Linked DNA regions of Mus musculus: regions 1, 2, 4, 5, 6 and 7 are each linked to region 3. The links are chromatin loops, found by intact Hi-C in ENCODE. Cell type or tissue: left cerebral cortex. All regions are shown on one strand. Links, peaks and the distances in the headings refer to the core of each region. The heading gives the core; the rest is flanking DNA.

Region 1 (4,520 bases), core at 294-4,293, 110 kb after region 3:
CGCTCCAGAGATAGGCCAGAGAGCTTACAGAGTGTGAGGGCTGTCCTTATCCCAGACCTGCTACTGAGCTTGGCAGATGCAGGGACTTCCCGCCTGTGCGTGTGTGTGTGTGTGTGTGTGTGTGTGTGTGTGTGGTTTTTTTTTTTTTTTCCCTGAGACAGAGTTTCTCTGTGTAGCCCTTGCTGTCCTGGAACTCACTCTGTAGACCAGGCTGGCCTCGAACTCAGAAATCCGCCTGCCTCTGCCTCTCAAGTGCTGGGATTAAAGGCGTGCGCCACCACCACCCGGTGACCGCCTACTGCCTTAGACCATGAGGAAGTTTGTCACCCATTGACTTGTGTTCCCTATGACACTGTCAGTGGGTGAGCCCTTGATCTAGAGACTTGCCTGGTAATTGAGACTTGGCCCATTCTATATAAAGACATCTGTAGCTTCCCATGGAACCTCTTGCCCACTCCTCTGAGGGCAGGGTCATTGCCTATGGGAGAACAATGAGGCACAGAGGTTTTCCTAAGAAAACCCCTGAGTTGTCGTTGGTGGTGGTGATGGGCTGAGGAGATCCCCTTGGCTTCTAAGTATTCTGAGGCAAGTGTGCCACTGGCCTGGGTCTGAGAGTTGGTACCCTAGGTTGGTGCTCAGGCTGGGGGTGGCGGAGACACATGTGTAAACGAAAGCCTGATGTGGCACTATGTAGAGTTGGCTAGCGCTGTACAGCTCTGCTAGGCCTGGCCAATCATAGTGGATCTTGTTTTCAGGCCCGGGTTCGAGAGCTTGAGGGCCAGTGCCGAAGCCAGACTGAGCGTTTCAGCCTTCTGGCTCAGGAGCTCCAGGCCTTCCGTCTGCACCCAGGCCCTCTGGATCTGCTTACTTCAGCCTTGGGCTGTAGTGCCCTTGGGGACCACCCGCCCCCCCACTGCTGCTGCTCTATCCCTCAGCCCTGCCAGGGGTCCGGCCCCAAAGGTGAGGAGTCCTCTAGTGACATTGGTCTGGAATCCTCAGATCTGGACACTTTGTATAATGCAAGGAGTTCAAGATTAGAGGCCAGCCACTCATACAAAGTCACACGGCAAGTTAAAGACACACCTCCTTAAATCCAAGATCTCAGGCCACTGGCCTCTAACTGGGAGGTGAGTGCTATCAGTCAGTATCAGGGTCTTAGGAAGAGTGGAGAATTGAAGGCCAGTCAGATGTAGTGGCCCTAGCTCCGCCCTCTTACCAGTCAATTGGCGTTAGCATAGTGCTTAACCTCTCTAAGCAATCATTTTCTAAGCCATGAGGTCGGAATAATTCAATGCATCTCATCAAGCATTGATGATCGATTGAGGATTCGGATATATATGAATCACAGTGAGTTTCTCCTCAACGATGTCCCTTATTGTTAAGAAATCTGGGTATAAAGGCCAGATACCCATATCCAGGAAGTTTACCTTGTTTTCCCAGTCCCTCCTCAGACCACAGATCCCAAACCCATTGGCATCTTCTCTTTAGATCTTGACCTCCCACCGGGCTCCCCAGGACGCTGCACCCCCAAATCTTCTGAACCTGCTCTCACCACCCTTACTGGAATCCCTCGAAGGACAGCTAAGAAGGCCGAGTCTCTTTCTAATTCTTCTCGCTCAGAGTCCATCCACAACAGCCCCAAGTCATGTCCCACACCAGAGGTTAGTGCTGGATCAGGGACTTTGGGCTCTGGTGTTGGCTTAGGGAAGGGGCAGGGGTGGGTCCTGACTTGTGGAAGAAATTAGGTGGTTCGTGATTCCAAGCTAGGACATAGAAGGCCTGTGGATTCCTTTTATGGGTAGGAACTCAGGTGGAGCCTGCTCTCCAGGGCCTGCCTACCAGCAGTACCTCTCTGGAGTCCAGAGAGGCCCTAGAGCCTTGACTTTGGTGGAGGAGACAGTTTGGCGCCTGGTTCACATAATGAGTCTGTTCATATGCACAACCGCAGTAGAAACAGTTACTTATGTGAGAAAGGGCACAGGTTTCTGATTCAGATCCCAACTTTGTCTTAGGAAAGTCACACACAGTGTCTCTGGGCTTTGGTTTCCCTATCTGTCCACTGTGGGTGACAAACCTGCCTTGTAAGATTATTATGAGGGCACCAGGAGATGTCCAACGTATGGCAGCTGTGGTTATTATTACATCATCCACAGTTCTTCTGATCTCCTTTCTACCTATGAATCCTGCAAAGCAGAGGGGACAGGCCAGAAGCAACACTAACCTGGAGTTTCAGAAAAGTGGTAGAACCCAGCCCTGGCCCTCTGCTGCCCCCTGGTGGGATAGGAAGATGGCACTGACTTTGGGCTAGCCTCAGGGGAACCCTAAGTTCTGAGTTCCAGTGGGGTTGAAGCAGGAGGTACAGTCATGGGGATAAATCAAAGGGTGTCTTCCTTCTTGCTTCTAGTTCTTTACAATGAGATGGTTTGCTGAGTTTCGACCTTAGGGAGTCAACTGTCACAGACGCCTGCTCTCCTCTGACCTGCCTACCAGTTGGGTTGGGAGAAGCTTTATCTCCTGGGTTGGAGCAAAGACTCAGGGAAAGGTTCAAGTTGTCCTCACACCCACAGACTAGGAAAGCTGTGTGCGTCACAGACCTTCTGTCTCAGGTCTCCTTTAGGAAACTCCAGGCCTTGTAGGGGACGTTCACGTCCCCTTCTCAAAGCCCCAGCTACTCTGCCTGCAGTGTCCTTGAAACCTAGACCTTTGAGAGGAACCAACTCTTTCTTCCCGCCCCAGGTGGACACAGCCAGTGAGGTGGAGGAACTGGAGGTAGACAGTGTTTCCCTGCTCCCAGCAGCTCCGGAGAGTCACTCGGGAGGAGCCAGAATCCAGGTCTTCCTAGCACGCTATAGGTGGGTCCCTCTTACACCCTCTGCCACCCTCAGAATTGGGGTGCATGGGGAACAGGTATGGATGAAGATGGAGACTCCTGGACATAGCAGAGGTCGTCCATGGGTCCCGGCTGAACCCTGTACTTATAGCATAGTTGAGGCCAGATGGGTACCGTGAATGCTCGACTTGGCTACAGTAGAAACTGTGCCTCTAGAAAGGCTTGCTGCATGATGGTGAGAATCTGGGTATGGAGTTGGGATATCAGCCAGGGTGGTTTTCCTCCTCTGCTACTACCCCAACAGCTACAACCCCTTTGAGGGTCCCAATGAGAATCCAGAGGCCGAGCTTCCTCTGACAGCGGGCGAGTATATCTACATCTATGGTAACATGGACGAGGATGGCTTTTTTGAAGGTAGGACGATTGTAGGGATCACCCTGTCTATTCTCCTGCTCCTGAAGACCTCGGACCTTCCCGTCACGCTCCTCAGCACACTCAATCCAGCCCAGCTAAGGGATGCCCTGAGATTTGGGGTAGCCAGCAGGGAAAGAGAAAGTGATTGGTCTGGAGGAGACCAGGGTCTAGCAGTCCAGATGGTAGAAAGAGTGTCACAGGATATTTTGGCTAGATTCATTTTTGTGCTCATAGGCAGAGAATGGCAGTATTTAACACTGGCAAGAGTTGCGGTCAGGCCTCTGTCTGCACTGGGGGCTGGACTCCAGTCAGATATGGGGAGAAGGGGGTCATGTTCAGATACCACATGGTCTGAACAGGTGGTAGGTAGGTATCAGGGCCAGGGCAGGACTGAGTTTCACGGAGGTTGTCCAGGTCCTGACGGGAGCCAACCACAGGCCTCAGTATGCAGCTGGGGTCTATGACTCACTGAGACTACATCAGCTGCTAGAATGTTCAGAAGGGATGAGTGGCCACAGGAGCCTCTTCCAGAGTGCCACTGGCTGGCATTCCAAGCTGCATCCTCCAACAGTGGGAAGGTTAGATCATGGAGTGAGGTGTGCTTAAAACATGGCATAGACCACATCTATGTGCAGAGATTTAGAAAATGGGTCGGATCTGAGTGAACACCAAGAGCTTTGGAGCCTGCTTAGTTCCTTTCCAGGGCTCCAAGAGCAGCTACTGGGTGTGCTGAAGCCCGTCTTTGTATTCCTAACAGCTAACCTCCCCAGAAGGGTAGATGCTGAAGAGCTGGGTTAACGGCTTCCAGGAGAATTGTGCTTAATTTATCTCTGTATTTGTTGTTTTGATATTTGTTCTTACTGAGGTTGGTACCTAGGTCCTTCCTTGTACATGAGCGCCTGTAGAGTCCAGAAGATAACATTAGACTCTCTGGAGCCTTTGTGGGTTCTGGGAGCTGAACTTGTGTCCTTTGCAAGAGTAAACGAGTGCTCCTAACTGATGAGCCATCACATTTTTTCTTGTTGTTTTTTTGTTTGTTTGTTTGGTTGGTTTGGTTTTTTCAAGACAGGATTTCTCTGTGAAGCCCTGGCTGTCCTAGAACTCTCTCTGTAGAGCAGGCTGGCCTCAAACTCACAGAGATCTGCCTGCCTCTGCCTCCTGAGTGCTGGGATTAAAGGTGTGCACCACCACTGCCTAGCAAAATGATTGTTTTAGTTTTATTTTTCCGTGGATTGATGTTCTGTCTGTGTGAGGATGCCAGATCTCCTAGAAGTGG
Region 2 (4,000 bases), core at 1-4,000, 61 kb after region 3:
GAAAGCATGCTAGGGATTTTTCTTCCCCTTCCCTTCTCCCTCTTGCACAGGCCCCAGCTCGTTCTGGCCCAAAGGTTTGTGGTGTGTGTGTGTGTGTGTGTGTGTGTGTGTGTGTGTGTTTGGTTTTTTGTTTTTTGGGTTTTTTTTTTCTCTCTCATTATGGGTGGTTGTTAGCCATCATGTGGTTGCTGGAATTTGAACTCATGCCCTCCAGAAGAGCAGTCAGTGTACTTAACCACTGAGCCATCTCACCAGCCCCATGTTAGAGATTTAAAAGAGCACCTGGCTGCTATCCCTGGTAACCATAGGTCCTGTTCTTCCGTGAAGGCAACCCTTACATAGTGCATTAAACTTTTGGTGGAAGTGGCAAAATAGCTATGAGAACAATTTAAGAGAGCGGGGATTTATTTTCTGCTCATGTCTTCAGAGACTTCAGACCATAGTAGACGGCTTCAGTACTTCTATGCCCATACTGAGGTACCCATGGAAGGAGAACATGGTGGCTAGAGAAGCTCATATTAGAGTGGCCCAGGAAGCCCTGCACCCGTGTATGCCCAGTCTGTGGGATGGTACTGCCCACATTAGGACAGGGCTTCTCCTTTAATTAAGCTCTCCAGAAACATCTTCACAGACACATCCCCCAGTAGGTACCCTTTCCTAATTCCCTAAGTGATTCTCAGCCCAGTTACACTGCCGGTCAGGGTGAGCCATCACACCTGGCTTCTCTCTCTCTGCTAAGGGAATTGTCCTTTCCCAAGCATGCCAATCAGGTCCCATCACCTGACCCAGCCAAATGGAGTTTTCCTAGGATTCCCAGCTCAAAAGAGCTGTGCAAACGTCTCAAAAATCTCACAGGCCAAACCAAAATCTAAAATACTTACTTTTGTTTTGGCTTTATAGAATTCTCTTAAGTTCAGTGTTTTAATACAAATTATATAACACACACACACACACACACACACACACACACACACACACACACACACACACGCTATGGTTCCTAGGAAGTGTAAGGGAAAGATAAGGCCTTTGATAAAGAAAAATATTGAAAAATCACTTACCCAGATTGGTTTCTGTTCTGTTTTATCTTAATATTAATGGGAAGTCGGGTGTGGTACATGTTCATAATCCTAGCACTCAGGAAGTAGAGGCAGGAGGATTAGAAGTTCGAGGTCATTCTTGACTACATATCAAATTAAAGTCTAGCCTAGGATATCTGAGACCCTCTCAAAATTAAATGGGGCTGGAGAGATGACTTAGTGATTGAGAGCACTGATTGTTCTTCTAGAGGTCCTGAGTTCAATTCCCAGCAACTGCATGGTGACCCACAACCATCTGCAATGTGATCCAATCCCCTCCTCTGGTGTGTCAGCGACAGCATACTCATACACGTAAAATAAAATGCTTAAAAATGAATAAGTGAAGGGGGAGGGAAGAGGGAGGGAGGGGGAGAGCAGGCCACATCTCTGGCAGAACTGGAGCTCTAGAACAGGTGATGGGGGAGTGGAGCTGCTAAGGAAGCAGACACCAATCCAGGTGCCATGGCAGGAGCGGGCACAAGCCTCAGCAGCCACCCTTCAGTATGACATATACTCTGGCTCGCCCATCTGAGCTAGGCTTTGATCCCTTATTTGTGAAAGGGGAGTAGTAATGGGATTTATACATGAATAACCATGAGGATAGTTTTAATTAATTAATTTTTTATGGACATCAGTGTTCTGCCTGCATGCACATCTGTGTACCATAGGCGTGCATGCTTGGTGCCTTCAGAGGCCAGAGGAGGGCATCAGATCCTCTGCAACCGAAGTTATAGATGATTGTGAGCCACCATGTGGGGGTGCCAGGAATTGAACCTGGGTCCTCTGAAATAGCTGCCAGTGTTCTTAACCACTGAGTCATCTCTCCTGCCCTAGTTATGGGGATCTAGTGGGACGACACAGATGCAGACGCATTATTCAGTGCCAATCATTCAGTAAATGATGACAGTGACCATTCTGTTGTCTCATACAGCAATCACCCTTCAACACCCTTCAGTGCTGCTGGTTCGTTTTGTTTCATTTTGGTTTGTTCTTTTTTGGGGACTGGGGATTCAATGTAGAGCCTTGCTCACTCCAAGTGTATGTCCCACCACTGGACAGACTTCTCTTGTGTGCTCTTACAGTTCACAAAAGCTGTCTGTTTCTATCTTACCTTCTCGCTCTTCTCTGGAACCCTCACCATAATTCTGTTTGACTTCTCCGTTCTCGTGACTGCTCCTGCCACGGCACCTGGATTGGTGTCTGCTTCCTTACAGCTCCCCTCCCTCATCATGGCTGGACAAATGGGAGGAATCAGATTCAGAGACACGCAGCTGGGTCCCAAGATGACCCCCACCCAGTGGTTAAGAGAAGGGACTCTCACGCTGGACATGGTAGCACGCACCTATGATCACAGCATGCAGGAATGCTAAGTCAGTAGTAGGACTGTGGTTTGAAGCTAACCTGGGCTACATAGTGAGACCACACCTTAAGACAAAACAGACCAGAAAGTAGGTACTGTAGAGGCTGAAGTTCTGGATGCTCACAGCTGTCGCCATGTCCACAGACACAGTGTCAGTGTCCACGGATCCTCTGAGTCTTGGGTTCCTGGCTGTCTTAGGGAATCCTAAGGAATAACTGAACTCACATACACAAACCATATATAATAGTTGATATAATAGCTAACAGCATGCACTAGGCATAAGTATAAATACGTTATGTGGACTAATTAATGTAGTCGTCACAGTAGCTCTCTGCAGCAGGGTCCGTTATTGTCCCAGTTTACAGGGAGGAAAGTGGAAGCCCGGAGGAGTTGCCCCAAAGTTTCACCGCTAATAGCGGGAGCAGAGTTATGGTTGGCATTTTGGCACTCTGGGAAGGGTAGCTCTCAGTAAGAAACAGACACCTTCTCCTTCCCTCTGCCCTTCCTCAAGGGCAGCCTGGTGCCACTGGGCCTGTTGAATCTTTGCAGCCTGACCCAGCTCTGTAAAGGCAGAAATCCCTCCCGTTAGCCTTCCTCCCAGCAGATGTGGGGCTTTGGCCAAATGAACTTTCAACACGATCTGCTGCTAAGGCTGTGATTTTCGGAGCCGCTGGGAGCAGGTCGAAGAGGCCATTTCCACCATCAGAGGGGGCTGCTTCGAATTTGTCTGTTTTGTGTGTGTGTGTGTGTGTGTGTGTGTGTGTGTGTGTGTGTGTGTGTGTGTGTGTGTTAAGCATTTGTGTCGTCGAATTGGGACCAGGTAGTAGAAGGAAGAGCATTCTGAAGTGAGAACTGTTCCTTTCATTTATGCCCCAGAGCAGTGGTTCTCAATGTGTGGGGCTTGACCCCTTTGAGGGGTCGAATAACTTTTTTTCACAAGGGACACCTAAGACCATCCTGAGTAGCAGATCCTTACATTATGATTCATAACAGTAGCAAATTTACAGTTATGAAGCAGTAACAAAATTATTTTATGGTTGGGGGGGTCACCACAACATGAGGGGCTGTGTTAAAGGGTCTCAGCATTAGGAAGGTTGAGAACCCCTGCTCTTAAATGTGTTGTGAGCATTATCGGTGTTTTGTGCATGGGGAGGTCTTAACCTTCTGAATGCCTTGGTACCTCTGGTGTAGTAGGCACTGTTATATTATGACTAAGCAGATGATGTACAGAAACAGCCACTGTGGTCTGTAGAGGAAAATTTAACTGCTGTCTAGTGGATCAAGAGACAGGATTTCGGCTCCTTCTCTGCACACCCTGAATTGGCTCCTGGTGGAGCCTTGCTTGCTTGCTGGCCCAAGGTCCCCAGAGAGGTTTCTGCACTGCCTTTCCAAGCCTGGGTTTCTGGTTGTAGGACCTTACCCATCCTTTCTGTCTCCCAGGTTCTATACCTCAGACACTTCGTAGCTCCTATTCTTGGGTGTGAGTGGGCAGGGGTACAGAGAGTCCCAGCTGAACCATTACTCATCCCTAAATCTTGTTTTCTGTCCCTAGAACGCTGGA
Region 3 (4,520 bases), core at 498-4,497:
TGTCCAGACCTTTAAAAATGTTCCTTTTAAATAACGATTAAAAATTAAATGTTTTAAAGAACAAGGACAGTTCTTATATATACTTCATAGAGTCCTGGGTTTTAGAAAAGGATGAGCCGTCTTCAGTAACTTTAGTCAATCCAGACAGGAAAGTGATTGCTAAGGATGCTCTGTCGGATGCGCAGGATGAGGCTGGGGCTGAGGACGCCACTGAGACCCAGAGCACTGGCCCCACATGCACAGGCCCTGCATTTAGATGCCATGGGCACCACAAAGAACACAGTGCTATCTACAGCATTTTCAGGAAGAGGCCATGGCATATCAGACCTAATTTGAATAATAATCTACCTTGTTATTTTGGTAATGTAAGTGAACTATGTATTAGTGCACTAAAGTACAGGGTTGTTTGGCTTGATCCCAAGTTCATGAAAGATTTATTTCATCATTTCTAGATTTCAGAATTTCCGTGAGAGAGAACAACCAAGTTTATAAGTTTATATTTTTAGTTTTCAACTAAATATGTATATTAACTATTAGTTGATTACTCTGTGAGTTTCAAGAAGGAAAAGGTGCGGTCTACTTAGAAGTTATTTTGTTGTTTCTCTTTACCCTGAAGATATTTAACTTGTACTAGTGTTCTATAATTACATGTAGTTTTCATTATTTTGATATGTCACTCTATTGCCATGGTTAAGAGCAAAACATTTGTGCTAGTGAGACAGCTCAGCAGGTAAAGCCCCATGCAGTCTTGATGACCTCTGAATTGGACCCCAGAACTCCTGTAAAGGTGGAGGGAGAGAACCAACTGCACAAAGTTGTCCTTTGATCTTCACACCCGTACCCCCCATCACACTCCACCTCTCTCTTTCTTCTCCTCTTCTTGCTCTCTCTCTCTCTCTCTCATACACACACACAGAGAATTATACATTTAAAAATTCAAACAAATTTACTTCAGAGCTAAACACTATAGACTATGCTTGTAATCCCACCTAGAAAGTTTAAGCAGGAGTTTCAGAAGTTTTTGGCTAGCCTGGGCTAAAAACAAGACACCTACCCCCTTTTTGAAGAAAAAAATTAGAATTTCTCTCTCCCAGGTTAGTTATTAACTATAAAACTCTGAGACCATCTAAAACCTATATAGAAAAATATCAGTGGGCAACTTAATGCTTTCTGAGATACTATATTACTTAATCCTTACAGCAAGCCTACCATTGCAATTATCCACAGGGCATTTTTTTGACAGGGGGTCCTGATATAACTGACTGACTTGGAACTCACTCTACAGGCCTCCAATTAACAACAGTCCTTCTCATTCAGTTTTGTGACTACTAATATTACAGTTGTGAGCCACTATGCTTGGCTAATTATCCACATTTTTACACATGCCCAAACAGGTTCATCTATATATTAAATTAAAACACAGAACTTCTTCATAATCATTTAAAATGTATACATTTCAACAGAGTTGAATGTCCACATTGTTGTTTATGAATAGAATTTTGAAAAATTCTACTAGTTCAACCATGGAATGCTGACCATGGGGCTGGAGGGATGGCACAGGTTAAGGTCACTGACTGCTCTTCCAGAGTTTGAGTCTCAGCATTCACACGTGACTTAAAACATCTGTAACTGCAGCTCCACAGAGCCTTACACCCTCTTCTGGCTTCTCACACACATGGTATACAAACATACATGCAGACAAAACATCCATACATATCAAATACAATTTTAAAAAGAAATGTCAAATATAATTTGAAAATTTAAATATTACAGTATTCAAATATGAAGATTTACAAAGAACTATATTGCATGAAGGTAGTAATTAGCTAAATTTAATCTCTTTACCTATACTGTTTTTATTAGACATATTTAACTTTTAAGAAAAGATTCATCTTGTGTGTATGGGTGTTTTGTCTGCAGTGCCTGTGGAGGCCAGACAAGGGTGTTGAATTCACTGGAAATGGAGTTGTAGATGGTTGTGAGCCACCATGTAAATGTTGAAAACTAGACTTCAGCCCTCTGGATGAACAGGCAGCCAGTGCTCTTAACCACTGAGCCACTGCTCCAGCTCCAAGCATAGGTTTAATGCTTAGCTTCTATATGCAGACTAACTTAGAGTCTTACACTGGAAGAATAGGTTTGACCCAAAGAGTAAGAGAGAAATAACAGATTCCAGACTTCTGACAGCAACCTGATTCGAGAGATCCATCCAGGTGCAGTTTAGGCAGAACTACTGAACGTAGTAAGAACTGAAGAAAAGCTATGCAGAAGTCTTTATTCACAGTGGCAGACATAAGCAACAAGTACTCAGTATAAGATCTCTCAATTCTGGCTTTGTGCCATTTGTAGACACTAAAACATGGGAAGAATAGAGATCTATTTGAATTTGTAACTGCAAGACTTTGCGCCGTTCTTTTGTCTTTTGGATGTCTTTGTTTTCTGTTCCGTTCCTCATACCGCCGTCAGTGTGCTAGTGCTTACAGAATAGACACATTTGGGTGGCCCTGATTTATCTCCTGTGGGGAAAGGTAAGGACTGATTGAACTGCATGCAGTTGGGCTGTCGCTCACTAGGGGGAGTAAAAGAGCAAGAGACAGAAAGAGACCGAGAGAAGACTTTTGGTTAAATTAGTGAGTGCGTGCACCAAGAGGAGGAGGGGCCGGCTTGCGTGTAGCGGCTCCACCCTCACTTTGTCAGCAGGTAGAGAGCGTGATTGCAGTCCCAGGGGAAGAAGTCAGAGCTGGTACACCAATTACAAACCACAGGTTTCCTGCTGTAGGGAGCTGATCCAGAATTGTCTTTCTTGAAAGGAAGCACTTCAACCCTGCCTCCTCCTGAACTTCCAAGTCCGTCCATGATTCAGGGATACCGTCTTCTCCCTCTGGGATATTCTGTGATTTGGGTAGTGACTGTTCTATTTGCTGCTTCGTTTCTCATCTCTTCCAAGATATTCCGTACAGAGGCGGAGGGAGAAGACTTTTGTTAGATTTTAGAGATGATTTTGGCTCATCTTTAAGCATTTCCAGAGTTCTTGAGGAGGACAGTAGCTCTCGTCTTGGAATAAGTTTTTGCCTGATCTGCGTGGATTACTTTTTCGGGCTTCGGAATTTCTCAGCACCTACCTGTAGTGCGAGCACTTGGTCTGATTGCAGAGTGAGAAGGTGGAAGCCGGAGCCGTACTGGGTTAAGCAGCTCAGGTCTTTTTTTAAAGCAGGATTTATAAATGCACAATTGAATTTGTTTCATCCCCGTGCCGTGGACTCCAGTGGGCCCGACAGCGCAACAGGTTTGCAGATTTCTTTTGAAATTCTTTCGTGTTTTCTCCCTCCCTCTGTCTCAGCGAAAGTAAAGAATCTATAGAACAGGTTTGCGTTCAGACGCTTGGCTTTTCAGCACTTACTCTGAAGACTTTATAGGATTTTTAAATGACTTCAAAAGGCAGCATACTTTGTGGGTGAAGTGTATTTATAGTTACTTAAGGGTGCGCATTTTAAAAATCTGATGTTTATAAAGAGTCCAAAGTTTCCTAGGAACATAGAAATAACCCAGGTCTCCTCAGCCTGATTTTTTTCAGGGCGCTCAACTTAGAGCCTCTCTACCCCCCTATCTTTTATTCTCCGCCCCCTCAAGGAATTTGAAAACTTAGGAATAGTCCTTTGTTTTTCTCCTGAATCTAGAAGATTACAGATTGTAAAGTCTGGATGTGTTTCCACAGCATTCTGAGGAAAGTCAAAGCGCTTGGCATTCTCAGACTGGAGAATAAACTCTGGGATCCCTAAACGAGAAAGGAAAGTGGAAACAGAAATATGAATTTTAGCTGGGAAAATAATTGCAAAGCTAAACTTTTCAAGTATCTCAAAAGGGAAGTTGGAAGAGATTTTGATACTCAGATTAATTGTGTCGTATGTCAAAGATATATGAATTTGTGCCTAATTTTACAGGCACTTTTGGTGGAACACACACACACAAAATAATATATTGTAGTTCTTTAAAAGTATATAAATTCAGTAGGCCTAGAACTCTGGACTATGCTGAAACACAATTTAGCATGGACATTTTAATTAAGAGTATATGCTTCAGCATCATTAGACATCCCTCCAGGTGGGGCCTGATTAGTTCCCACTCTTCCCCTATTCAAAAGAAAACCTCCTCATGGACTTTAGCCATTTATGGTTGACATTTTTTTCTGGCTTAAAAAGGGCAGCATGTCTTCGTGTTCTGAGCTGAAGTTCCTCCCTCACCTCCGATGCGCTGCTTTAGCCGTTTACTGACCTTGTTTTCTTCATCGGCCTCGGGTTTAGTGCCTCAGGAATCTGATACATATGGAAGACCAGCAGCAAGTGATCTGACATAATACCAATCCATGTTTGTATCTAAAGCACATTTGGAAATTCCAAAGAGAAGAGGTGGCATTTCTGTATTCGCAGTGACGATGGGAGAAAAGGACATACCTGCCCCAGAGGTGGGCTGAAAAGGCCATCTTCTGCTCCCAATCAGGAATACCCCCTGTGCTTGGGAAT
Region 4 (4,000 bases), core at 1-4,000, 150 kb after region 3:
GTTTCTAAGTCGATTTGCCAGGCTTGGCTCAGGGCTATACACTAGGCTAGCATCCAGGAAAGAGGTTAGAGCATTGATCTGCTCTCGGGCCAGGGATTTATAGGGTGGTGTGGGGCAGACAAATCCAGCTCTGAAGAAAGGCATGCACTTCCCCTGAGTCTTTAATTTAGGGTCACCAGGTGGGAACTGTAGAGAGATGGGTTGGGGATGATTACACAAAAAAAAATCTATGTCCGGGCACTGCTTCCCAGGGTCAGGCTGGAGGAAAAGATGCTCACAGTGACTTCCCAGCCAGACACTGGCCCTAGATACCTCCCATTGATAATACACTTCCCGGGCCCTTGATACTCCAAAGTTCATTATATCCTGATGTGCAAGAGCTGAAAGCAATAATTCATTCTTTCACAGTAAGCTCTCAGAGATGGCAAAGAGGATTTCCTGAGAGCCTGAGACGGGCAAGCAGCATATGACATGAGATTTAGTAATTACTACCGAAATATTGACCCTGGAACTGCCTTGTGCCAACCGCTCGCTATGTATACCTCAGAGAGCCTGTGAGTCAGACCGCCGAGTCCTTTACACCTTAGAGAATGGTCTCAATTGCTCAATAGGCTAACGTGTCTCAGCACCCACAAACTAGGAGGGAAAGATGTAAGACTCAGCCCATGGCTCAGATTTTTTTTTGTTTTGTTTTCACATTTATGCCACAGCACAGACTCTCGCTTTGTTGTTTGAGTGAATAAATGACTGAGTACAAACTTTATGGTTAAGAAGAGACCACTTCAAGCCGCTCTCTCCTGCGCTGCTGTTGGACACTCCTCGCCCCTGCCGAAGCTCCTTAACGGAAGCCATCCTCCAGGGAACTTACTTAGTTTCACAAACTAAGTATAGGATGAATCCCTTGGCTGGATGGGGGCTGCATGGGACGAATGGATGTGTTTTGATAAAAATGCAGACTATATCTCCCAACACCTAGCAGGGCTGGTGCTGGTGGTGAGGCATGACAGTTTGCGCTTCTCACCAGCCCCCAGGAGACTCAGAACCCATTGAGTGGGGGTGCAGACAGCCCTCCACAGAGTTCGCGATTCTGTCAATAGGTTTACACGCTCACTTTCATGCCAGTCTTTTGTCCTTGAGAGCAAGAACAGCCATGAATCCCCAATGTTTGCTGCACTCCCTGACACAGAATACTCTTACTGTCTAATTACTGAGTGAATGGCTGAGCACATGAACGGATATAAAGCTATGAAGCAGCATCCAAAGCTATCAAGAGATCCTGATCTTCCGGCTGGGGATGTGTGCTACGTGGGAAGTGGCAAGGGACACGTGATCCACGGAGAGTGGTCAGGGACAGCCGTCTGGCTGCAGAGACCTACCATGATGGGGAAGCAGTTGTCTCCCTGGATACAGTGTTCGTCACACTGGGCTTTGGTGTAGGTATCACTCCCCATTTCAGTTTCAGGGGCAAAGTCCATGTCGTGGTCCACGATTTGACCCCACTGCATGAAGAGCATGGATCTCTTCTGGTCCAGAACGTCCTCCTCATTCAGATAGGCTGCAATCTGGTTAGAGACTTCACGGGGCTGCACATGGAGGGAGCGGGGAGGTCAGGTTGGGAAAGCATGTGCTGAGAATTAAAAGTCAACACCGGATTGCTGAGGACCTATGATCTAGTCCCAAGAGGAGCTTGTGAGGTACTGGGTGCATGATAACACTTTGTAGCTGAGGACATAGAACGTTAGAGAGTGGAAGCTGATGCTCTTGGTCCTGCAGCTGCAAGGGGACCGGGATGGGATTAAACCTGGGTCTGCATGACTTGACAATAGTCAAGAAGCCTTACTATGGAGAGGGAAAACAAAGACAAGCTGCTTCTGACTGCCTCTGATGGAAGTGCCAGGCTTCTGGATATGGGAAGAGAGACCCTGGGGACTGGCTGCCAATTCAGACGAGGCCAACAGATCGGACCTACAGGAAAACGACAGCTGGTGCACTCCAGGGGCTGGGACACGGTAGGCGCAAGTAGACTAGTGTAAGGAAACCATCTGCCTGGGAGACCCCAGGGTATCAGGCTTGTGACAATTGGGTCATTACCACCACCACCTGCCTGCGCCCCGGGTTCTGCTGACCCCTCGCGGCAGTTTGGGGAACATATCGTTAGAGCGCAAATCCTAATCTCAGTCGCGCCTCTTATTTTCCTTTTCTGAGTGCGATGTTTATGCGTTTGGCTCTTTCCCTCCCATCCTGTACCCCGCCCTCCTTCACCTGCGGGAGAGGGAAGCCGTTCCGCATCTTCCCCGGCGTCCACCCGTAAGGGAGGGAGAGCCCGTCCTCGTATTCTGCGGGCAGCCATCGAGCCAGCGCCCTGTTGGCGGATCCCAGCGCTGGATTCTTCCTGAAACCCAATAAGAAGGCTCTCAGCCTCAGCAGGTGGCCTTCCAGTTTGCCGCCCTCATCCTGCATTCCTCAACCTGAGCTCTGCGGGAGGAAAAGCAGATGTGGAGGAGGGGCCCTCTGCACTGTGAGCTTCTGAATTTTCTCAACCCTAAAATCTAGGACTGTCTGTGTAGTGGCAAGGACCGTTCCCAGTGGGTCACAAGTGGCCTCACTGGAGATATGTTCTCTTCAGAGGGACTCAGGAGTTGTGCCAGCAGAGTCCATGGGGCAAAGATGTGGTTGGGGTGGTGGGTGTTAGGGTCACCTGTTGTTACAGTATCCAGTGATGGTCCGGTAAGGGCTACTTATGTTGCAAGTCATTGTTGGAGCAGGGGGATCACAGCCCGCCTCCCAAGAGAGCAAAGTCAAGTCCAGGCCTTGACCTGAAACAAGAGAACCCCAAACAGGTCAAGTTCAGAGATACTGGCAACAAACTAGAGATGGCAGCTCGGTGTAACCCAGAAGAGAATGCAAGTTTCATCTCTTGAGACATACTCCCAGCAAACCTATCTGACGCCGGAGGCTTCACCTACAGGAGAGAGAACACTGGTTTGGGGTAGGAAACCCTGTTTATTGACTTTGGCATTTCCTCCAGGCAGACACCTTAAAACACACACACACACACACACACACACACACACACACACACACACACACACACACACACACACAACACACTGAACACAAATGCCCCTTCTCTATCAGTTGGCAATATAACCTTGTCACAAGGAGTTCTTTCATCTGCAAAAGGGACATTGGCTTAACTGTCCCCAAGGGACCGCTGAGGTCTGCCAGTATGTCCTTTGGGCTTAGGAAGGAGGGTGGACTTGTCTTTCTGTGTAAATAGTCCCTAACAGCTCTTGGTGACCTCTGTTCTGTACTGATGGTCCCTTCCTCTCTTTAGAAGTCTAGCCAGTTTTCTTTACCTGTGACATTGGTGAGAAACTGAGACAGTTTCTTTAGGGACTCTTCCCACACCTGCCCACTCCGGATGGCTGTGCGTGTCCGGCCTTTGGCATGCTTGAGATAATCTGACAGATGACGGGTGCTATGTATCTTGGTTGTCATGGCCATCTTCAGCCTAGGAACCAATGGGGATCATGAGCAGGTTCCTTAGAAGTGTGAGGCTCACGGGAGAGGCACAAGGTAGTAGTGTTTGTACAGGGAAAGCCTCAAGGGTTCTGAGGAGTAAATGTGGGCTTTCAGCACCTTCCCCTTGTCTCTTCTGATACTGACAAAAAACCTCTTCAGGGAGGAGGAAGCCACAGAGGCCGTGGAACATTAAGTCTGGCCTTAAGTAAAGCTGGCGGATGGACCAAAAGATTCCTGAATGCCAAGCTGTTTGTGTCCTGATTATGTCAGAACAAACTGGGCGTCTTAAGACCACCCAGGTCCTACAATGGATGAATCCAGACTTGAGAACTCCTGGTATACTGCCGAGCTTTATAGCCTAAGAATTCTAGAACGAGGACACACATGGGCCTCCAGTTCTGCCCATGCATCTGGACCTAGAATTGGTGTGGAGTCTGTGTCTGGAAGCACCCAGCCTACGCCGAACATCTCAGGA
Region 5 (4,520 bases), core at 252-4,251, 290 kb after region 3:
TTGCCTCGTGCTCTATCAGAGGTGTGGTTTTGCTAGCTGCAGATATGATTGTGTGACCTTTGCAATTCTAGGAACTTTTCAGAGGGTAGATAAGTGCTAGGGCTCTGACAGGCAAGGTTGATGGTTGTTGGTCATTCAGGGGAATTGGATGCAGTTTGTTAGTATTTGTGCTCAAAGAAGAAACAAGAAGAAAGACATTGGATTCAGAGATCTCTATCTCTCTCCCCTTCTATCCTTCTTTCTTTCCTATCTAGTGATGGGGGTGAGACTGGGGGGATAACAGGTGGGAAAAAGAACCCACAAAGTAGCAAAGACCAGCCACAGATATCCCTCTGCCTCCCAAGTGCTAGGATTAAAGGTATATTCTTCCACATCTGAATAGAACTGAGAGTTTTACCCTAAACCCCAGGAACAGTAAGAGAAAAACATGAGCTCCAGACATGAAAGTCTACATAAGGGGAAAATAGAGAGATGTTCACCCAGGGCGGTGAGAGCAATCCCCACCACCACGACCACACATGCATGTGACAGGAGAGTACTACTGTGACTGGCTCCAAAACAGTAATAAAGCCTGCTAAAGTCAACCTTGTCTTTGTTATCAACTCTGTCTTTCTAAACCTGGAAACACCGGCAGTCATCTATGACACCATCATGAAACTAGCAACTGCCTCGGTTTGTACTTATTCTAAATTCCATTTTTAAGGAAAAAGCTCGAAGTGGGGCACCCAGGCTAGAAAAACAATATTATCTGGTAGAATTCAATAAGGAAGGCACATTTAAAAAGCAGTAAATCTACTTTGCAACATAAAAGTTAATGAAGAAGCTAAGGAAACACGAGCTTGCATGTAAACGCCCACATGAGGAGCAGTGCAGGATTGTTTGGAGTGTGCTCCCTTCTTTATACTGCAGCGTCTGCTGGGTTGTTCCTTTACTGGTGTTATTATATACACAAAGTCTAATGAAAGACAACTTTCTGTTTCTTTTTTTTGTATAGTTACTGTTGATTGTTTGGTTTCGTGACTTATTTCTAAAAATAAATATGTCATTTAGAGAAATGATTAAATACAAGCCAACCCTGGCATTTTATATATTTCCTTCTGCTGAATGAAAGCAGAGATAATAATGGTTGGAGCATGAGCGGCCTCCCTAAGTCCAGCCACTTGAGGAGGTGGAACTCTGCAGGGAGTAGACTGCGCTTACCCCACCTGCTGCTGCGGTGCTGTAAAGAAGCGCCAGGCACCACGGAGGAAGGGATGGAGGGACCGCAGTCTGAGATGTGGGAAAACATGAGCTGGTTAGGGGGTCCCCAGACCTGTAATGAGGCAGGGGCCATGGGGTTCTCAGACTCTGGGACATCCAGGCACTGCTGGGAGCAGAATCAGGGGCCCATGGGCTGGGGACAGCTTCTAGCCAGGGGCCCCGGGGGAAAAAAGGGGGGCTCTGTCTTGTCCTTAGCTTGACTTAGTGGCAGTTGTGGCTGGGAGCACAGAGAGGCCTTCTACAGGAGAATTAAACAGTAGCTCTATAGGCGAATGCCTTCTTCATGACTCCCCATGGTGGATCTTGATGAAAAGAGACAGTCCATGGTTCTAAACAGTTTATTGTCATGGTGGAAAATGTATGCGTAGTGTACCATACCCAACTTCTCAGGGTGGGCCTGAGATTAAATAACTTTCGCAGGGAGGAATATTGGCTAAGCTCCCCAGGCCTCTAGGTACCTCATTAGCATGGAGAACTCTGTTTTGAGCCTATATGACCATAGGACACCTTTCTTTTATGTGGCACACGTTCCTAGCCAGGAGTCTGGCAGGGATCTGGGAGTCATCTAAGCCTCAGGTGTGTGCCCACCAAGTCTCCAGGTCTCAACCTGCTCTACCTTACCAAACTTCCTGGCATGGTTTTACATCCCACAATACATGTGTTAGGGATGTGGCCCAGGCAAGTGTCTACAGTCTGAACTACCATAGCAGGGCACTGTCTGCCTCGAGACAGTGAACACAGGATGGTTTAGGAGGAGGAAAAGCTAACACATTCATGGGGACTAAGCATTGGGTTCCTAAGCAACAATTAGGGAAGAAATGAGAGCGGGGATTAAAAGCTATCACGAGACAAACAAAAACTGAAGCACAACGCAATAAAATTTAAGGTACAAATAATTAAAAGCAAAGAAATTCTAAGAGGAACGTAATGCCTACATTACTGAAGATTCCCAAGTAAACAGTGTCACTCTGGGAGGTCTATAGAAAGAACACTACCTAGGAGTCAGAAAGAGTTTTTGTTTTCTCCACAAGTTACAAAACTAAAGCTAGAAGCTGGAAGATCTTAGGGAGCCCCACCAAAGCCACCATATGATAATGGGGAAATCAGGGTCCCCTCTTGGGCTCTTAGTGTCATTAATGAGCACAGGGACAGAATCAAACAGAAGCTCAAGGACAGTTTTTTAGAGCTGAAAAGAAAAACTCCCAGGCAAACAAGCTATAAATCTCATGGCTGTGGAGAGCAGAAAAATGAAGATAAGCCAGCATGGAGCTTGGCCACAAGGCGGCACTCTGCCACATGACATGACAGGGAGGGAACGTGTAGCAGAAAAGGAGAGGAAGAGGAGGGGGAGGAGGGAGGAGGAAGAGGAGGAAGATGAAGAGGAGAAGGAGAAAAAGAAGGAAGAAGAAGAGGAAGAGGAGGAAGAGGAAGAGAAGAAAGAGGAGGAGCAGGATTGCTGGAGAAATGGTTTAGCAATTAAGAGCACTGGCTGCTTTTCCAGAGGACCCAGTTTCCATTCTCCACACCCATATGCCAGTTCACAGCTGTCTGTAACTCAGTCCAGGGGATCTGACATTCCAGCAGCACCAAACACAAAAAGTGGTGCATAGATTTATGGGCAGGCAAAACACCCGTACATATAAAAGAAAGTAAAGTTGAAAAGAAAAGAAAAGAAAAGAAAAGAAAAGAAAAGAAAAGAAAAGAAAAGAAAAGAAAAGAAAAGAAAAGAAAGAAGGAAGGAAGGAAGGAAGGAAGGAAGGAAGGAAGGAAGGAAGAAAGAAAGAAAGAAAGAAAGAAAGAAAGAAAGAAAGAAAGAAAGAAAGAAAGAAAGAAAGAAAGAGAGAGAGAAACCCGAAGCATCAGGGAATTTTAAATAGCATGTCCTTTGGCTACTTGTGACTTTAGCATAAGTAGAATGGGCTGAACTGGAACGTGATAAGGACAGTTGCATCCTAAGTGGGACCGGCGGCCACTGCAGCAGCAGTTGTAGCAGCAGCCTTGAGGGGCAGCAGGAGAATTCCGGACAGCAACAGGAGGCAGAAGTGATGGTGGAAGAGAAGTGGCAAAGCCGATGAAAGATGGCAGCAATAAGGAGGTGAGAAAAGGCGGTGTCTGGACTCCAGAAGGCGGGGCCAGTGGGTGACAGACTGTGGACCCTGGTTACTAGAAGAGGTCCCGGGAGCTTCCAAGCCTTGAAGTCAAGGATACCCACATACAAGTCTCAAAAATTGCTACCATGGCCGCTGTAAGGAGCAAAGGTCCGCCCCTAAGGCATCAGCACTCGAGGGCCAGGACTACTCACTTTAGAGGGCCCACTCCTTTACCTACTCATGATTTCCATCTGCATAGAGCAGATGACCCAATCAGCTCACTGGTAACTGAATTTCTCAACCCCGAATGCACAGGCAAGGAAAGAAAATATAGATAAATTGGGGGGGGGGGGGTGTGTGAAGAAATGGATCAGTGGTTAAGAGTGCTGGCTGCTCTTCAAAAGGACCTGGGTTTGATTCCTGGCATCCACACAGTGTGCATACATACATGCAAGCAAAACACCCATATACAGAAAATAATAACATTTTTAAAAAAGTAGACAAATGAAATTACACCAAATTAAGACACTTCTACACAAAAAGAAAAAAAAAAGATTATAAGTGAAAAACAGCCACAGAATGAAAATATTTACAAATCACACTTTAAGACAGGGGCTGAGCCGGGTGTTGTGGCACACGCCTTTAATCCCAGCATTCGGGAGGCAGAGGCAGGCAGATTTCTGAGTTCGAGGCCAGCCTGGTCTACAGAGTGAGTTCCAGGACAGCCAGGGCTATACAGAGAAACCCTGTCTTGGAAAAAAATATTTATATATAGAACTTCAAGCTGAGTGTGGTAGGACATGCCTAGAATTTCAGCACTTGTCTGTGTTAATAATTCAAGGATAGGGCCCCGAAAGGAATAGGAGCTTCACAGGAAGACCAACTGAGTACACTAACCTGAACCCTTGGGGCTCTCAGAGTCTGAACCACCAAGCAAAGAGCATACACAGGCTGGACCTAGGCCTCCCGACACATGTGTACCTGCAGCTTGACCTTCATGTGGGTCCCAAAGGAACAGAACAGGGACTATCCCAAAAGCTGTTGCCTGTATGTGAGATATGTTCTTCTAGCTGGGCTGCCTTGTCTGGCCTCAATGCTCCAGAGAGGAAGCACCCAGCCTCTCAGAGACTTGAAATGCTGGGATAGGGTTGGGGTGGCCCACATGCTCAG
Region 6 (4,520 bases), core at 317-4,316, 74 kb after region 3:
CCCAAGCTTGTCTGCAGAACACACCTACAGTGCAGAAAGTCTTGTGTCCAGCCAGCCAGCCAGCCAGCCAGTATCCAGTATGCATTTGTGGGGTAGACTCCTCAAGGCTGAGTTTTTGACAGGAAGCTATAAGTGAATATCTAGATGTAAAGGTGCTGCTCTTTCCTCAAGCCCCGCTGGGTCTCCCCCTGCTGGGTCTCCTCTGCCCCAGCTTCAAGCTCACACAAGCCAGTGGGTTCACTGAAGGCGAGATCACGTCTCACCTCCTTTCAAGGCTTCACTGGGGGCAACTTCAGCTATATCATTTCCTGTCTTCTACAAAAGAAGAAGGAGTTTAGGTGAGCCCCAGTCCCAAGAGAGGTCTCTCTGTACCTTCTCCCTGGCTGGTGCTCAGGGAGGAGCGGTTCTTCCTTCCTGTTCTTACACCAATCTTAGCCTGCAGGCTTGGGGAGCCAAGGAATAGAGGTCTGTCCCAGAGGTGGGGACTGTTACAGACCTGCCTGGGATGAATCTTTTGATTATCAAACTCCTTGTCACTCGGGTAACTCCAGTTCCTCTGAGGTAGAGACCAGGAATGGAGGGGAATCAATACTCCAAGCTTTCCTCCCTCCAAGTCCAAGGCAGGCAGAAAGGAAGTCTACTAAACTGCACCTGGGAAGAGGGGGAATGGGATGAAGGCAGAGGAGGCACAACTACAGGAGTCCTCTCTGAGAGGTTCTTGGAGCAGAGATGGAGAATGGCGACATGTAACCTCGTGGGTCTGCAGGGCCCGGAGGCCCACCTTCCCAGTGTAAGCCATACAAAACCAGCAACCCAACTGAAGGTGTGCAAGTGGGAGTGGAGCAGAAAGTTGGCCCGGGCAGCTTGTACCACGTGGGTAAGGGCTGATGGTGCCTCCTGTGGCTTTGTCCCAGCATCCTGACCACTGTCAGCCCCTCAGGCAGTATCCTTGCCTGCAATGTGAAGGTGGGGGCAAAATGGACATGGGATCCTCCTTGGGAACCTTCTCTCCTCAGAGTCAATGGGGAGACTGGCATCCAGGCACCCACATGGGTATTTATATCTGAACCAGACAGAAAGATGCTTGAATCAGGCACTATGTTGAAAAAATGTATTTATTTGCTAATATATTTATCCATAAATATGATCTGGCTTTGTGGTTTTGTTTCATTATGATTTTTTCACTCAGGATAACAATTCCATCTTCTCTATTTCCTTTTGTTGGATTTTTGAGGCCCAGCCTGACTCCCAGTTCACTGCACAGCTAAGATATAACCTCAGACTGGTCCTCTCCCCCCTCCCAATTACTGGGATCATAGGCATTTACCATTATTCCCTCTGGTTTCGGATGCTATTGGTGATATCAAAGCTGGTCAGATAGGGTAGGTTTAAAGCCCCAGAAAGGTCAGAGAGAGCAGCGTGCCTGGTACTCGTCATGATTCAGTCATTTATCTGTGCTGGGCTGCTGGTGACTCTGGTGCTTCACTGACTGACTTTGTGACCTTACAATATTGTAAGCAAATACTGAACCTTGGAATGTGTGCATACACGTGCATGCACTCACAGGAGTGTGAGGGCAGCCTAATCGATACAGCAAGTGCCAGGACAGCCCGAGCTACAGAATAAAGACTTTCAAAACAAACAAACAAACAAACATACAAACAACAAGGGCCTCTCACTTGAACTTGCCTGGAGTCCCTGGGATCTGCCTATCTCTGGCCCCCAGTGCTATGGTTAGAGTAGCAGACCATCAAATCCCACTTATATGTGGTGGGTCCTGAGCCAGCTCCTCAGCAGGATACCTGCCTTTTACCATAAATAAAATGATCCTCCTTCAGAGATGATAGAAGGCTTACATGAGATAGCACAGTGAAAATGTATTCCAAACTGAAAAGAGATTTCCCGGTGCTAGAAAGTATCTAAAACCCAGTCACTGAACCCCATGTGGATGCAGTTTGGGATAAAGCCTAGAATCAGTCTTGCTGTCCCTCAGTTTCAATGAGAAGGGCTGGAAGGACAGAACAGCGGGATTGCAACTATTTATATCCCAGCGCTCCAATTCAGATAAACACAAATGACCAGGCTTTTGCCTACATTCCAAGAGCCTTTGCTCTGTTCACACCGCACCAGACCTCGTATTTCTGTATGGTTTGCTCAGGATATTATCTCGGTGCCATTTAAGGAGACAAGGAGGAATTTTGTGTCCTACACAGTAAGCACATTGGCAGCTGGGGTGGGGTTAGAGTATGAGAAGTGAGATACCTAATCCACAGATGTTCCCATGGAATTATGTCTAAATGTGCCGAGAGTTTTACAAAGCGTAAATTATGAGCCAGGCGCGCAATCGAGAGGCTTTTAGGAGGAATTAAATACGCGTTTCCCTCTATCCAACACGCCTCCCCTTTCCCCGTCGGCACGGCTCAAGCTAGCATTCCTGGGGACCGCAAACGAAACCCTATCACGCTCTCCCAGTTACAAGAAGGGGTGGGGCCTCGTCGGGTTTTTGTCTCTGCAGGCGTCCAGAAAGGCAAGACTCATTGCCTCGAGCCTTAAAACAACCTAGCGCGAAGCGGCGGGCTTGTATTCTGAGCATTCCGGACACTGAGACGAGGGGCTTGTGTCAAAAAGTCAAATACCCGGGCGTGGTGGTGCGCGCCCATAATCCCAGAACTCCGAAAGTGAAGGCAGGAAGATCAGGAGTTCAAGATCACCGTCCCGTACTCAGAGGCCAACTTAGGAATTAGCATTGTCTCAATAAATGAGCAAACAAAATAAAACAAGCAGACAAAACAATCTAGGTTTTCCTCGGGAGTCTGAAGAGCACTCAGGCCAGAGCATTTTGGGCTCCATCAAAAGGCCCGCGTCGCGAGGCGCAGTCCCGCCAGTCGCCCCGCTCCACGCTTCCTGCGCATGCTCCAACCTCCCCCAGCTGCCCCGCCCCTACGGGCGCATCAGCTCCCAGCGCGCGCGCCGTCTTCCGCTCGCTCTCGCGAACCAGGTGACGGGCGCGCGCGCGGCCCAGGTGACCGGGCGGCCCCGCCCAGCGCTCCCGCGGGAGGAACCATCTTCTCCACGGGGAGGGAGGGGCGGGGCCTGCGATGGCCGGCACCGGAAGCGGAAGCTGCGTGCCCGACGCGTCTGGCATTCTGGGTAATGGTCTGTTTACTTCCTGCGGCTGGAGGAACCTGTGTTGTCGTATCGGTGAGGATGGCCCTGGAGACGGTACCAAAGGACCTGCGGCATCTGCGGGCTTGTTTGCTGTGCTCGTTAGTCAAGGTGTCCGTTGGGGCCTTGGTTGTAGGAGCGATCGGGGAGGCGAAACGGGAGAAAGAGGGTGAAATGGGGCCAGACACAGGAAAGGAAGGCTCTGAGATTCGGGGAGTGGGAAGCCCGAAAGCCTAAGGGAGCCGTTGTTTCCGTCCACGGAACGCGAGCCGGGTGGCTGTGCCTACTGGGGGCTGCGTTGCAGTTCTCGGCATAACTGAGCACAAGTTTGTCTCCCCGACAGACGTTCGGTGAACTTGCTGTGGTGGACTGGAAAGACACTAGGAGCCAGAGCAGCCGAGAGAGTAGCAGGAGAGGGTACCTGACCCCAAAGAGGCTAGAAAATATGTAAGCTGAATTAGGGACGCGAGCAAAAAGGTATGAGGGTGGAGTTTAGGAACAGTTTGGAGAGGAGAGGGTGTTGGGTTGTATAGAAAACGAAGAGGTTGGCTTTGTTGAAATATTAAGGCGTTGTTCATGCTCATACTTGCTTTTTTTTTTTCTTTCCAGACTATAGACCAGTTCGAATATGATGGGTGTGACAATTGCGATGCATACCTACAAATGAAGGGCAACAGAGAGATGGTTTATGACTGCACCAGCTCTTCATTTGATGGGTAAGCCCCTTTCACGCGCCTTTGTTTACTTCTGCACCCAGAAAGTTAATATGGGATAGATTTTTGAGGTCATAAGACTAGCTGGTCTCAGCAGTTCTGAGAGCTAGTCTATGTGTCCAGCCCAGTAGCTGTAAACTTTTGTAGTGTAAGACCCCCTTTCGGGGACCCCCGCTCTAGTCTCAGGAGTGTGAGAGCACCCAAAGAAACACGAGGACCCATCTTGCTGTAATTACATGAGGACGTTTAATTACGGAGCTCCGGACCGACATGTATCCCACACAGGAGATAACGGATGCCGGCCACGAGGCTCGAAAGCTTGGGGGTTTTATGGGGTAAGGGGCTTAGGGGTGTGGAATTGAGCATAGCGACACACTATTGGCTTATTCAAACATTAACAGAAAGATTACATGTACGTGCAGGGTGTCAGAGTTCTGTGAGTAGTTGACTCAGTTCAGATAGCCCTGTTATGTCCTCACATTCCCCTTTATCTTATGGTCAAGATGTTCCCAGGAATGTTTTAACTATGGGGCATACCCAGGTTTGTTTTTCTCTTTTCTCAGCCCCAGGCAGCCTCTAGGCTCACAAACAACCAGCAATTTCTGAGTACTTTATATGACTTACAGGTCTTGAAATTTCATC
Region 7 (4,520 bases), core at 208-4,207, 99 kb after region 3:
CCAATTGTAGATGTAATTACAACCCCAGCAACTGGAAGAGGAAGGACCAGCTTGAGCTAAGACTCTTACCAGAGAGGAAGCTGTCTCTTTATAATGTATAGACTTTGCTTGTTATTCTTGTGATTTCCTCAATAGTACAGTACAATTATTTTAACATTCACATCGTATTATAAAATAGGTATAAACAATCTAGAGATGATTTAAGGCATGGGGGTGGGGTGGGGCTGGGCTGAGGATATGGTTTAGTGGTAGAGTGCTTGCCTAGCATGCAAGAGACCTTGGGTATACAGAAGGATGTGTATAAGCCATGGGCGGATATTTCATCACCTTACATAAAAGGACTTAAGCATTTGAGAACTTAGTGGGGTATCCTGAGATGATCTTATAGACAGTCCCCTTAGGCATGGAGGGGTGAGAATATATATACAGAGACTGCGTGCACATCATGCCAGGCAAGTTTATCATGTACATAGATCATTGTATGCCATTGTACATTATTATATGACAATGTATGTCATAATGTGTTAGTGCTGTATAATGGCATGATATCTGTGATTTATAGCAAAATGCAATGATAAACTCATACGTAATTGCATGCACATAGACATTGTAGCAAATAGACATACAATGACACAAAACCATGCACAGATATATATCCAATGAGATTCATAGACAAAATAGCACACATACATGCAGTGATCTCCATGTATACACAGACATACTATGCATACTCTTCTATACATACATGTAATATGACATGCATATGCATGCTGACTGAAAGTTACATGACATAGCATGTGTACTGATGTTTAGACTGCTTTAGAGAAATGAATGTTACCTTCTCTCTTATGCAACTCCAACCCCTACCCAGTTCCATTGGCTCTGGCCTGGGTGGAGCCTACTGTCTGGGTGGGGGGTGTTCTCTATGCTTTAGCTGCTATTCCATAGGGGTGCCACATGAGGGCCCTCGACCTTGGCTTGTCTTGCGTCTAGGAGCAACATTCTTATCTCTCGAGATCTAGGTGCCCCACATACAGGCAGACACCTAGGTTGGGGCAATTCCTATGTCCTTGTTCCCAAAAGCCATTTTTTTTTCATAGCAAGTAAATAAATAAAGCCTAATGCTAGACAGAAGATGAACTTCCTGATGGTTGAGGGAAAATCAGCCCAAAAGGTCCTGTCTTATGATCTCTCCTGCTAGCCTGTGAAGGCTGGGCTGTCCCCCAAATGTGATCTGCCATGGGGAAGCTGAAGTCGTTTTTCAGCCTATTTCAACACTCTGTCCTTTTGCTCGTCTTTCTATTTTCAGACTTTTATTTCTTTGTTTTATTCCAAATCCCACCATTTCAGCTCTGTCCTTTTCTACAGCTAGGTCTCTGTCACATTGTTCTATCCCCATCAGTCTTGCCTGAAAGGAGAGGACTGTCTCTACTCCCTTTCCTCTGCACCCTGGAAGTGAGGGTCTGTGGGGTCAAGGGGATGAAGAGGCCATGTTGGGGGGTCCGGAGGGGGTAGCTTTCTAACCTACCATCCAGTAAGGAACCTGCTCTTTCCACTGTCCCGACCCTGCCAGCTTGCCTGCCGGTCCAGCCCACCAGTCCAGCTCCATCGTCATGGAAACCAGCAGCTGACTTCCTATTGGTGGGCAGGAGGGGAGGAGGAGGGGGAAGGGAGGGATGATGATGCTCCCCTGCTCCCCACTCCCCATTCTGAGGCTCTGCCCTCCTTCGTGCCCACCATCTCATTTGGGGAGCTCCGGGACCGCGAGGGACCCTTGCAGTCCCTCGAGCTGAGACTAGCTGAGGCAGAGACTATGAGGCAAGCCGCCCATCGACCCAGGCCTCCTTAGGACCGCCCAGCCACCCAGCAAGCAACTGATCGGCGGCAGCCAGCGGAGAGAAAAGCTGGAGATAAAGGACCACAGTGGATCACTGGGGATCATTCCCAGGAACTCCTGCGGACCCTTTCCAGGCAGAGTGGTCGTGATGGGTGGCCAGACTCACAGACACTGAAAGACACACGCCACTACAGATACACCGGGCTTTACAACACTGAGACAGGACCGGCGACAGCATCACACACTGCCACAGCCCTGCAATACAGACAGCCCCTACCCCCACGCAGAAACAACTGGTAACTCTTAAATAGGCACAGACAGTGACACATAGCACCACCCTTCTCAACATACACAAGTCGGAGTATTCATCCTCCAATCACATAATAAAACATCACTGACCTGCAGGGACAGACCTGGAGGCACACGTACATATATACCTTCAGCCAGGCACTCCTGGTGGTGGTCTCTCACCCCCCCACACACACCCCGTACACACACACACACACACACAAGAGAGAGAGAGAGAACCATGAGCAAACCCCAGCTCCAGTCTGGCAACCCCGATACCTTCTGAACCCTCCTTCGTGGGTGGGAAGAGCTCAGCCAACCTCTGATGGACTCGGTGAAGCCAAACACTTACAGGGAGAATGGTCTAGTCTGGCATGACCCTTGTCAGTCTTCCCGCTGGTGATGTCCCCAGGTCCAGGTTCGGGGGCCCCTTGCCGAAACCATGGAGCAACTGACAACCCTCCCACGGCTTGGAGACCTTGGAGCCATGGAGCCATGGGCACTGCCTGCCTGGCAGCACTGGACTCAGGGCCAGGGGTGCAAACCTGGAGATGCATCTCCAAGCATTGCTGGTACTCCGACAGCTCTGCAGGTTAAAGGATTGAGGTTTGAAGAGAGTTCCAAGCCTGAGGGAGCTCATAGCCCTGGACCTGTCGGAAATACTGATCCTGAAGCAACAGAGACCGGGCTGCCTAAGCTGGGGCAGCAAGCAGAGAGCCCTGGGTACAGCTGTTCCGGGCTGGAGGAGGAGGAGGCACAGGCTTATAAGGTAAGAGAGGATGGAGAGGGCTGCAAGATGGACTGGCCATAATCTGTAGTCCCACTGCCCACATTTCTTGTCTCTGTCTCTGTCTCTCTCTGTCTGTGAGTCTGCCTGTGTGATTATCTGTCCTTCCTTCCTTGGACGGGAATCTAAGTGGCCTCGCTCTGTTCTCTCTGGCTCTGGCCCTCAGTGTGGGTACATGTGTCTCTTTCTGATTATGTTAGGTCTCTTCCACCACGAGTCTGTCTGGGGGGAATCTTGGTATGCTGGGGGGTGTGGAGGTGGGCTTGGTGCTGGGCTGAGCCAAGGAAGATTTTGTTGTGGGTGGGTGTGAGTGAGCTAGCTACTGGAGAGGATGAAGGAAGCAGGACTTTAGTGGAGGGCAGGGGACTCTACAGACCCAAGATGTCTAGACGGATGGGGAGGGAGTTTGATCTGCCATTACCTAAAAGGCTGTGGGGTAGAAAGGCAAGCATAGAGGAAGAGCAGGAAATGCCCCAGAATGGTGTGAGGCTGCCGCTGAAGGCATGAAGGCATGGAGGATGGGCCTGTCCCTTCTCCTTAGGTCCTGGTAGCACCCCTCTCTGAAGGCCTGGGACACAAGAGAGAACCTGTTCACCCCTTGGGTTATAGAGTGGCGATGTTGCACACGGAAGACTCCGGCTAGGTTGAGTAGGTTTCTGAGACACCGTACCCGGTCCTTCCCTATGCCAGGCCAAGTTCAACATAGGCTTCGGGGACAGGCCTAATCTGGAGCTGCTAAGGGCCCTGGGAGAGCTGCAGCAGCGCTGTACCATCCTGAAGGAGGAAAACCAGATGCTGGTGAGGCCTGGGGAGTGAGGTTTCCCTCAGCACCCCCGATCAGCCTATAAACATTCTCTCCAAGGAGGGAGGCACCCACGGGTGACATAACCCCATGCCCCAACCCCAGTGGACCCTTGCTTAACACTGCCAAGGATCTCACTGTGTGCCCAGGCTCCAGCCTAGGGCTTTGGGTAGTAGGAATGGGTCTGTGGGATTCTCCCTACACAGTCCAACTCTGGCTGACTCCTTGTCAGAGAAAAAGCAGCTTCCCAGAGACGGAGGAGAAGGTACGGAGGCTGAAGCGGAAGAATGCTGAACTGGCAGTCATTGCCAAGCGCCTGGAGGAGAGGGCACAGAAGCTGCAGGAAACGAACATGAGGGTGGTGAGGACAGACGGACAGACAGCGGGGTGGAGGCTTGGGTGACTTGGGAAGAGGAGAACCAAGGCTGGGCCACAAGGAGTGGGCTTGGGAGTCATAGACTTACTACCCAGGAACCCAGGAGTTCAGGGGTTCGGAAGAAAGAGAAATGCTGGCCCTGGGGAAGGTTGAAGGTGTCTGGAGCTACCAGAGGGAAAGGGGGTGGATGAGGAGGCTCCTGAGAAGCCAGGGAGCACAATTCTAGATTAACACGTGCTGGAGCTGGTTGCAGCCTCCTGCTGAGCTCATCTGGGGTGTGGAGCTGGAGTGGGGGGCAGGGAGAAGACCCATCATAGTGGCAACCCTGAATTAGCAGTGTCCTCAAAGCCTAAACTGAGATGTAGTGTTAATGCTTTCGATCCTGGTTGGGGACTGCCTGGATAGGGTTCAATGAGGATTCAGTGTCTCC

Evidence for each region. Peaks named below come from ENCODE experiments on the same cell type or tissue, not always from the same donor. Only the 100,000 strongest peaks of a DNase experiment are listed, where the experiment ranks them.
Region 1: it touches region 3 in a loop (7-fold over the local background); 26 of 42 quality-filtered maps call a loop at or near these places.
Region 2: a loop joins it to region 3, with 3 times the contacts of the local background. A loop is called at or near these places in 20 of 42 quality-filtered maps.
Region 4: it touches region 3 in a loop (4-fold over the local background); 7 of 42 quality-filtered maps call a loop at or near these places.
Region 5: it touches region 3 in a loop (7-fold over the local background); 3 of 42 quality-filtered maps call a loop at or near these places.
Region 6: a loop joins it to region 3, with 6 times the contacts of the local background. A loop is called at or near these places in 18 of 42 quality-filtered maps.
Region 7: a loop joins it to region 3, with 4 times the contacts of the local background. A loop is called at or near these places in 28 of 42 quality-filtered maps.

What each region holds. Positions count from the first base shown.
Region 1 is chr11:87,768,923-87,773,442 of GRCm38, forward strand. Tspoap1 (TSPO associated protein 1) reads left to right here. Exons shown (of 32, transcript NM_172449.2): 13 at 756-960; 14 at 1,489-1,661; 15 at 2,737-2,852; 16 at 3,135-3,244. Among named protein-coding and RNA genes, the nearest start is that of Tspoap1, 11 kb to the left of the region's middle. In left cerebral cortex, for the core only: a CTCF peak has its summit at 2,290 (motif pointing left); DNase peaks (open chromatin) are centred at 2,258 and 3,702.
Region 2 is chr11:87,721,266-87,725,265 of GRCm38, forward strand. The region is part of intron 3 of Rnf43 (ring finger protein 43); the gene reads left to right. Among named protein-coding and RNA genes, the nearest start is that of Supt4a, 14 kb to the right of the region's middle. In left cerebral cortex, for the core only: a CTCF peak has its summit at 1,819 (motif pointing right); no DNase peak of the experiment used is centred there.
Region 3 is chr11:87,659,937-87,664,456 of GRCm38, forward strand. Rnf43 (ring finger protein 43) reads left to right here and starts at 3,151. Exons shown (of 10, transcript NM_172448.4): 1 at 3,151-3,286; 2 at 4,200-4,520. In left cerebral cortex, for the core only: a CTCF peak has its summit at 2,567; DNase peaks (open chromatin) are centred at 2,599 and 3,062; H3K4me3 peaks cover 993 bases.
Region 4 is chr11:87,815,036-87,819,035 of GRCm38, forward strand. It overlaps Lpo (lactoperoxidase), which reads right to left. Exons shown (of 13, transcript NM_080420.2): 4 at 3,360-3,514; 5 at 2,699-2,816; 6 at 2,263-2,392; 7 at 1,377-1,583; 8 at 1-186. Among named protein-coding and RNA genes, the nearest start is that of Lpo, 9.1 kb to the right of the region's middle. In left cerebral cortex, for the core only: a CTCF peak has its summit at 2,131; DNase peaks (open chromatin) are centred at 2,185 and 2,349; H3K4me3 peaks cover 714 bases; H3K27ac peaks cover 249 bases.
Region 5 is chr11:87,947,644-87,952,163 of GRCm38, forward strand. No RefSeq gene overlaps it. Among named protein-coding and RNA genes, the nearest start is that of Olfr464, 35 kb to the left of the region's middle. In left cerebral cortex, for the core only: a CTCF peak has its summit at 2,531 (motif pointing right); DNase peaks (open chromatin) are centred at 796, 1,219 and 2,533.
Region 6 is chr11:87,734,393-87,738,912 of GRCm38, forward strand. It overlaps Rnf43 (ring finger protein 43), which reads left to right. Exons shown (of 10, transcript NM_172448.4): 10 at 1-1,147. Supt4a (SPT4A, DSIF elongation factor subunit) reads left to right here and starts at 3,159. Exons shown (of 5, transcript NM_009296.2): 1 at 3,159-3,276; 2 at 3,775-3,881. The coding sequence starts at 3,208. In left cerebral cortex, for the core only: no CTCF peak of the experiment used is centred there; DNase peaks (open chromatin) are centred at 2,532, 3,038 and 4,031; H3K4me3 peaks cover 1,898 bases; H3K27ac peaks cover 1,280 bases.
Region 7 is chr11:87,758,835-87,763,354 of GRCm38, forward strand. It overlaps Tspoap1 (TSPO associated protein 1), which reads left to right and starts at 1,707. Exons shown (of 32, transcript NM_172449.2): 1 at 1,707-2,894; 2 at 3,603-3,710; 3 at 3,947-4,075. The coding sequence starts at 2,568. In left cerebral cortex, for the core only: a CTCF peak has its summit at 953; DNase peaks (open chromatin) are centred at 954, 1,665, 2,071, 2,570 and 4 more places; H3K4me3 peaks cover 3,204 bases; H3K27ac peaks cover 3,491 bases.